Regions from separate parts of the Mus musculus genome. Here regions 1 and 2 are each linked to region 3. Evidence: chromatin contacts called from ENCODE Hi-C or POLR2A ChIA-PET data. All regions are on one chromosome and are shown on one strand. Each heading gives the region's core, a stretch centred on a gene start or an enhancer-like site at or near the end of the contact. The rest is flanking DNA. Distances are from core to core; before and after follow the strand shown.

Evidence for each region. A loop is a pair of places that touch in the nucleus more often than their neighbours do. ChIA-PET counts read pairs that join two places held with the same protein, here RNA polymerase II (POLR2A).
Region 1: POLR2A ChIA-PET joins it to region 3 with 10 read pairs in Patski. The contact joins the promoter of Afmid here to the promoter of Socs3 in region 3. POLR2A ChIA-PET finds 5 or more read pairs at or near these places in 2 of 5 experiments (Patski and embryonic stem cell).
Region 2: a loop to region 3 is called in a map of T-helper 17 cell, with 1.9 times the contacts of the local background. The contact joins the promoter of Tmc8 here to the promoter of Socs3 in region 3. A Hi-C loop is called at or near these places in 1 of 37 maps with a recorded cell type or tissue (T-helper 17 cell). POLR2A ChIA-PET finds 5 or more read pairs at or near these places in 1 of 5 experiments (embryonic stem cell).

Annotation. Positions count from the first base shown.
Region 1 is chr11:117,824,516-117,827,215 of GRCm38, forward strand. Afmid (arylformamidase) reads left to right here and starts at 1,404. Exons shown (of 11, transcript NM_027827.3): 1 at 1,404-1,491. The coding sequence starts at 1,435. Tk1 (thymidine kinase 1) reads right to left here and starts at 1,499. Exons shown (of 7, transcript NM_009387.2): 1 at 1,199-1,499; 2 at 1,086-1,117; 3 at 156-266. The coding sequence starts at 1,264.
Region 2 is chr11:117,780,980-117,783,679 of GRCm38, forward strand. It overlaps Tmc8 (transmembrane channel-like gene family 8), which reads left to right and starts at 1,318. Exons shown (of 16, transcript NM_181856.2): 1 at 1,318-1,429; 2 at 2,071-2,291; 3 at 2,416-2,564. The coding sequence starts at 2,131. Gm11723 (a long non-coding RNA gene) reads right to left here. Exons shown (of 3, transcript XR_003949820.1): 3 at 1,676-2,494. It also overlaps a transcript of Tmc6 not described here.
Region 3 is chr11:117,968,066-117,970,765 of GRCm38, forward strand. Socs3 (suppressor of cytokine signaling 3) reads right to left here and starts at 1,301. Exons shown (of 2, transcript NM_007707.3): 1 at 810-1,301; 2 at 1-253. The coding sequence starts at 165.

The sequences.
Region 1 (2,700 bases), core at 154-2,653, 140 kb before region 3:
CCCAGGTTCTCCCAGCCTCCGTGGGTACAATGGACACTTGGGGACAGGTTATTCTAAGTAAGTTTTGAGCACTTATTCATATCCACTAGAGGCTAGCAGCAGTGTGCCCCGAGGCTTAGGGGTTTCCGAAGGGCAGGCTCAGGGGTAGGACTGACCGATCATGTGTGGAGAAGCTGTTGCTATAGCGCGTGTCTTTGGCATACTTGATGACCAGGCACTTGTACTGGGCGATCTGGAAGCGCCGGACTCTTCTCATCAGCTCTGTGCTGCAAGAATTAACCAGAGCACATGAGGCCCGAGCAAAAGGCGGGCTGCCACTACCACCTAGCGTCGGGCAGCCGGAACTGCAGCCGTTCACCCCATGCTGTTCTGAACAAAATTCAATTTTCATGAATGAACTTCAAAGTCTTTGACAGAATCACCAGAGAGCTTGCTTCTGGATCCCAGATCATGAGTTTGGCCCTCACCCTCGGGGCAAGGGACAAATTGAGGTGACACCAGACCATTCAGAAATAATGAGGTGCCTGGTATGGTGATGCACCCCAGCAGAGGCAAGCGGATCTCTGAGTTGGGCCACAAATAAAGACGCTGAGTTAAAAAAAAAAAAACAAAAACTAACCCCAAGATAAAGCAAAGAAAACCCAAGTAGTGTGTGTTTGTTATTCTGGGTGGGACTCCCAGAGTTTAGACCCTCACCTCAGAGTTAATTGGGCTCCAAGGCTTTAGGAGAGCTCGCATGGGGAATGAATGAGGAAACTGTCAGAGAAGGTGCCTAACTCCCAGGGGACACATGAGAGTTCGGTGGGCTCCTGGGTAATGTGGGCTGGGGTCTTCAATTGTACCCCCATGTGGTCCGCCTCAGCAAAGATAGGGTTCCCCAAGAGAAAAGGCTTGGGCAGGAGGATGGCAGCAATCCAGGAAATCGAATTTTGGGCGGGAATGTACACACAGAGGTCGAGCGCGTTTGCCGCCTAGTCAGAGGCTCCTGGGAAGATGGGGGAGGGGGGAGAGGAGAGCCAGGGCCTGCAGAGAGAGAGGCTGCAGAGAGAGAGGGAGGCCCACCGCCCCGAAGGCCCATTCATTACCTTTTCCCTGAGAACATGGGCCCGAGAATCACCTAGAAGAGAAGTCATTTAAGGGGTCTCCCCCTTGTACACCCCGCACCAGCCACCACCCGACCCCACTCCAGACCCCGCACCTGAATCTGCCCCCGAGTCTTGCTGGGGGAGCTGGGCAGCACGGTGGGCAGATTGATGTAGCTCATGGCTGCTGTGCAAACCTTAGTTAGCACCGAGAGTCCGTGGGTGGAAAAATTTCGACTTACTGCTCGCATTTGCCCGCGAACTCAAAAGGGGGCGGGACGAAGACAAGACTCGTCCCACCTCTCAGCTACGTGAAAAGCCTGGAGCTCGACCATCCCCTCCGGATCTGGCCATGGCGTTTCCTTCCCTTTCTGCGGGCCAGAATCCCTGGAGGAACTTGTCTTCGGAGGTAGGTGTGGTGCAGCCGCCCAGAGCCGGGACTGGAATTTTAGGATGCCCACAAGCCAAATTTCCAAGCGTTGAGCGCCAGATTTCTTCATTTTTCTCGTCATAGAGCAGGTTTAGCTTGTTAGCCTGGTTTTAAAGACAGCGAAAACTCAAGTTCCAGCAGGAACTAAGGGGCTTAGGGTTTGGACCTTACTCTGAGGTTGTGCAGTGTGATTCTGTGTTTCTGTAACTACAGTCTGGAAGGTGCCAAGGCTGGGGGTCCTTGCTGTGAGTCGCAAAGTAAGGCAGGCACCTTCAGGGACAGACTGTATTGAGCGGCTTCAGAATTCCCATGCTAAAACTCCTATGGCTCACACCGAGCATGCCCAGAAACCTTCTCACTCAGGAATTTGTTTGGTTACTCTGTCTGCCATTGGTTGCGGCAAGGGTTACCAAAGGCATACACAAAGCAGGACAACACATTTTGGCGCTTGCTGTAGTTAATTACCATTCCACTAGGATTTCTTGACTGGTTAGCTTGTATTAAACAGGCTTCTTTGTTTTGGTCACAGACAGACATCACTTAGAATCTGTTGAAAGTTAGGAACATGTGTCCTCGGGGGTGGCTCAAGCATTCAATTCCAGGCAGAGGCAGGCAGGTGACTTAAGTTCAAGGCCAGCCGGGTCTACAGAGTGAGTTCCAGGTCAGCCAGGACTACACAAAAAATAAACTTTAAAATACAATCAATCATAAATCCTAATAGTAAAAATGAAGGCAGAGGGCTAGAGAAATGGCTCGGCTGTTGAGCATCCACAGCTCCTCCGGAGGCGCAGAGTTGAGGATTTCCAACACCCACATCAAGACAGCTCACAGCGTCCAGCTCCAGAAGGGACTGCAGGCACACACATTTAAAGAGGAAATAAAAAGACTTTTGGCACATGTCAGTAATCTCAGCACTTGATCCTCGAGGCAGCTACACAGTTACAAGAGATGAGAAAACAAAAAGACGACAAAAAAAAAAAAGATGATGCCTAGCCAGGCCCCTAGCATCCAGCAGGTACCAACCGGAACGAGAAGGGTCTATAGCATGTAAGACGAACATTCAACAGGAAGAGGCAGAGGCAGCTGTGTTTGAGCAAGGGGCTTACATTGTTTCTCTTACACACCTCCCTTCCAACCCTGTGGGCGTCTAGCACCCCCATTATATCAACGAGAAGAGCAAGGCTAGAG
Region 2 (2,700 bases), core at 68-2,567, 190 kb before region 3:
AGGCTGAGCAAACGAGTTACTGCCCGCTCCGCCCTGGGCGTGGTGTCTGTTTCTAAAGCTAGGGTTAAACTGCTTCCTGCTGTGCCAAGACAGTCAAAGACCTTTCTATTTCACAGATGAGGAAATTGAACCCGAGAAAGTGTCACCAGCCTCCAGGTGTCACCAGCTGGAGCAAGGAACCTGGCCACCAAGATGCTCCATAGAACCGCTTCCCCCAAGTTACAGACAGGGTGACCGGTGACCGTGAGAAGTAGAAGGGAAAAACAAGTCCCCTCCTACACACGAAGGTTAACAGACCCCAGGAAACGTGTGGGATACCGGAAGGAGATGAAGCCTGAGGGGGGAGGGCGACGCTTCTTCGCAGCTGTCTCTCCGTGCCTGGGTGGGTTTACCAAGCGGCGCCTTGGCACCGGAAGTCTTGGTCTGCAGACCCAGCCCTCCTCAGCCCCTAGTTGACTCCTTGCTCTTACTCTGAATTTTGCACGACTTTGGCCCAATTTGAAAGCCATTTCCTGGGGCGCCTTCCTGTGTGAACTTGTTGGGAGTACAGAGCCTGTGGGCAGGGACACAGGCGGAGACTCAGAATCCAGAGCTGAGACAACAAGGTTTTAAAAGAGGTGAACAGGGAGGAAAGGCTAGGGCTCCCAGAACTGGGAACTGGCCAAGATGACTCCTAAAGGTCTAGTCAGTGGATGACGAGTGACGTGCTTGAAGAAGCTGCTTCCTCAGCTCTTAGGTTGGGCTTGGTGCCAGAGCCTGGCCAGGGCATAGCAACAGGGAGGGCAGTGCCTGCCCTTAAGGCGGTCAGTTCAAAAATAACCTGCCAGCCAGTCATAGTGACACAGGCCTTTCTTTAATCCCAGCCTTGGGCAAGTGTCTCTGTGAGTTCAAGGCCAGCCTGCTCTACATGATGAATTCCAAGACAATCAGAGTTACACAGTGAGACCCTGTCTTGAAATAGAACAAAAAGCAAAGAACAAAGCGCCAGGGATCCGGAGAGGCAGCAGCTCCAGTGCTGAGACCATCCACCCATCACTAGCCTGCTCTCTGGGGCGACTGCGGACCGCAGATAAGGGTCCCCGCACCAGGACACGCCTAAGGGCTGGCGGCCAGGAAGGGGGCTTGCAGGAGTGGGAGCACAGAAAAGCAGGTCGGCCTGGTGCCACCCGCGCCTCTCACCTGTGCCCGTGACCCTCCAGGTCGGGAAGTGCACGCAGAGGCAGAGGAAACTGTGAGGAAGGAAGGCGGGAGTGGGTGGAGGGGAGGAGACGCGGTGGGCCCCCACCCCCGGGGTTCCTGTCACGTGACCCCCACCCCACTCCCTCACCACCCTGCCTGGTGTGTCAAGAGCTGGTCTTAGGAGGGGGCTCTTCGGGGAGCTTGGTCCCTTGCCTCTTTGTGAGCTGCTTGCCTTGTGACAATAAGGACGGTGAGAGGGGGAAGAAGGCCAGGGCTATTGCTTCCTTCCGGATGGTTTGGGGGGGGGGGTGTCTTTTCTTTTCTCATGATTGGGGATGTAGCCACGCCTTCTATTCTGGGTCCCTTGAGAAGACCAGAGCAGACCCAGCCTGGACAAAACACACAGAATGGGGCGGGCAGTGACGGTGCTCGCCTTTAATCCCAGCACTTGGGAGTCAGAGACAAGCAGATTTCTGAGTTCAAGGCCAGCCTGGTCTACAGAGTGAATTCTAGGACAGCCAGGGCTACACAGAGAAACCCTGTCTCAAAAAAACAAAACAAACACACACAGAGAGAACGGAGCCCTAGTACATCCAGAGCTGGGGTGTTGCAGGAAGCTAAATTCTAGGAGCTGTCGGGGGTTCGGGACAGGAGTGACCTCCCAAAAGCCAATCAGCACATGGGAAAAGATTGTGTTTTTCTAAAGCGTAAGGTAAGGTTTAGGACAGACAGCCTTTGCCCGCGGCTTCTCTCTCCTCATATCCTGGAGGCCTTTCACCGTGCTTGGCAGTTGAAGACTAAGGCCTTGGTCAGTGGGTCTGTTTGAGAGGTGGAGTGGGGCAGCCCCGGCTTCGACCACAGCAGGCTTCTTTTCACTGTGGACACTGGCAGGGCCAAGGTGGAGCTCCTGCGAGCAAGGATCTTGCCTGTCTGTCCCGCGCGCCCACTGGGATGTTTCGCCAGTGGTCGGTGCAGTCAGGACCAGCCCCACGAAGGCCTGAATCCCAGGCGGCCTCGGAGGAGCTGTGGGAGCAAGAAGTGGAGCGGCTATGCGCCTCCCGGACGCCTGTGCGGATGCTGCCTTACGCCATGGCAGACAAGCGCTTCATCCGGTGGGTGCCGCTCGGCTACTCTGGACGAGCTGCGCAGGGGTGGGGTGGGGGTGGGGGGCCTCCGGAGGATGCATCTGTCAGATGGATTACTCAAGGGCGCCCCCCTGTCACCACGGTCCTGCAGGGAACTGCGGGAGCCCGAGGGAGTGAAGACCACCTTCTGGCAGCGGTGGCATCGCCCGAGGCGGGTGGCGCGACAACACCTGAGGGAGGCAGAGCAACGGCTGGCCCGCGGCTTCGGTCTCTGGGAGGGAGCTCTCTACGAGATTGGGGGTAGGATCCCATGCCGACCCATATTTCCCACCTTCCTCATCAGCCCCTCCATCCTTGTACACCCCTCGGATTCCTCCTGTGCACACCTAGCTGGGTTACATACAGATCTCTGGAGGGCTGTGGGGGCGCGCGGAGC
Region 3 (2,700 bases), core at 51-2,550:
CTCGCCGCCGGTCACGGCGCTCCAGTAGAATCCGCTCTCCTGCAGCTTGCGCACGGCGTTCACCACCAGCTGGTACTCGCTTTTGGAGCTGAAGGTCTTGAGGCGCAGGCTGGTGTCCAGGGGGCGGCTCATCCCGGCGGCGGGAAACTTGCTGTGGGTGACCATGGCGCACGGAGCCAGCGTGGATCTGCGCGGCGGTGGCTGCAGCTGCTTCGCGGCCTCCGCACAGCGGCCGCTACCGCATCCCGGGGAGCTGCAGAGAGCAAAGCGTGAGGCGCGTGAGTGCCCGGAACCCTCCAGCGTGCCCGGCCCTCCAGCCTCCGCCTAGCGCCCGGGGCACCCCTTTGCCCCGCTTTAGACCGTGTCTCAGGCCCAGCCACCTCGCGGAACTCGACTGTCCTCGGTCACTGCCGGCCAACCCCAGACAGTCTCTTCCCCTGCCCGCCCTAGGAGGACGCCCAGAGAAAACTCGCGCGTGGAAGTTGGGTCTCCAGGAGCGCGGCCAGGATGGGGAGAGACACAAGAGCCCTAGGGACGCTCAGGGCGCCTCTCAGTCCGGTGTCCTCAGTGGCGAGGGCGAAAAAAGGGGGGTGCCAAACCCGAGATATGTGAGAGAGGGGACAGGAGAAACCCGAGGGCCCCAGTCTGAGTATGACGGGAATCAGGGATCTTCGGTTCTCATCCGCTCTGCCCCCTACCTCGTCCCCTCCCTACCGGGAATGACCCGGGAAGGGGAGGAGAAACCGGGAAAAGCTCCCGAGCTGGACCGAGGCCCCCACCCTTCCCCACACCGCGCCCCTCCTTCCTACCTAGTCCCGAAGCGAAATCTCCGGCCTTGGGGCTGCGCCTCCTATGGTCCCCGAGGCGAGGCGGCGGCCAGCAGTGGCTCGCGCTGCGCCCAGATGTTGGCAGCCGTGAAGTCTACAAAGGGGCTCCCCGTGCGTGCGCCCCCTCTGGCTTCGCTGCTCCCCGGGCCGATGAGGCGCACTCCTGGGCGAATCAGGCAAAGGACCTGGGCGAGGGACCTCGACGGAGAGCTGGGCCGGGAAGGGGGCGTCCGGGAGCCCGGAGAGACAGCGGTCGTAAGAGCAGGCGAGTGTAGAGTCAGAGTTAGAGCCGCCTCGGAGGCCGCGCGCGCGGGTATTTACCCGGCCAGTACGCCCCGCCCCCCGATTCCTGGAACTGCCCGGCCGGTCTTCTTGTAATGTTTAGTCACTACTCTGCACTGAAAGGCTGTGCGCGGAGGGCGAGGGAGGGGCCGCGGAGGGCGGGCTTGGAGCTGGGGCCTCCAGGACCCGCCGAGACTCACCGAGAGGGAGACAAAGCGCGGCGCGAGGCTGCCCGACCGGCGGGCGCGGCGCCAGCCTTGGCCGAGCGTTCCTGGCAGCGGCCCCTCCCCCGCGCGCTCCGCCCCCAACTTCTCATTCACACTTTCCCCCCCCTCCCTTCTAAGAAGGCTGGTTTCTGGCAGAGGCGGGGGCGTCGCGATGGGAGCGCGCGGGCAGTTCTAGGAGGCCAGCCGGGAGAGGCTCCCTCCTGGCACCCCTTCCCTTTCTTTTGATCCCCGCGGGGACGCTCCCCTCCCTCTGCACCCAGGCCACTCCGAGGTCCTCATGTACAGTTCCAAGCATCCCGTGCCAACCAAAAGGGACGTAGGACCATTCAGCCACCAGCCCACTGGGGACCTAGGAAGTGGAGGAGGGGGATGCGCGACATTTACCTGTAGACAGGTCCAAAAGATGAAGCTGTGAGATCCAGAAGTGGAGGAGACACTGACTTAGAAGCAGCTACCTGGCCTCAGCTCATCCGCCCATTGCCTGGTTCTTCGGTGACAGACGTGGGTGCTGATGTCCTTTGGGGAGTGGGGTGGGAGGAGCAGCTAACTACTACCTTATCACTCATCTGGGCCTCCCAACCTGCGTGGCGAACTGTGGGTCCGCCCAGGTACTCTCGGCGCGGTGGGGGAGCTAGAGGAAAGAAACCCTCATCCCATGCTCGTCCCCCGAGTCCACCAGAGGGCGCGCTGGAGTCTTGTAGGCGAGCCGAGTTTTGCTGTTTCCCAGGCTCTGTATAGAGAGAATAAGAGGTTGTGGGGCTCCTTATTCAAGAACAGGAGTGGGGAACCCAGAGAGAGAAGCCTCACTTCCCAGGACAGGGTCAAACCTGAGAAGGAATGTCGACTAGGAGGACTGTCCACAGAGCGTTGTAACGGGTTCAGCCACTGCCTGAAAGTCGCTGAGGTGTCAGAATGGACCCTCTCTTGCCTCTACGTTTTAAGGTGTCTGAACTTTCCCGATGGTGGGGTGGAGAGGGAGTATTGATAAGAGCAGGTGATTGAGGTGAAAGGTTGTTTACTCCTGGTCACGTGAGTATCTATAAAGGCCTAGTGTCGAGTTTTGCAACAGGCAGCAGGAAGTGGCAGCCACCTGAGAACCAGCTAAGTGACACACAGTGTCTGCTCTCAGTGGGCTTTCTGACCTGCCCTCTTGGATACCACAGGCTTCTTGTAACACCAGTAGGAGGGCAAACTGACTACACAGAGTAGCTTGGGCTAGGAGGGAGGGCTGCCTGCTTCCCTTCTGGCCCACTGTGTCCAATCTGCTCCACTGATGCTGAGGAACTAAGAGAGACCAGGGCAGGTGCACTGCCTCTCTGGACTCAGTCTTGTTATCTGTTAAATAGGGATGGGTGCCCATCTGT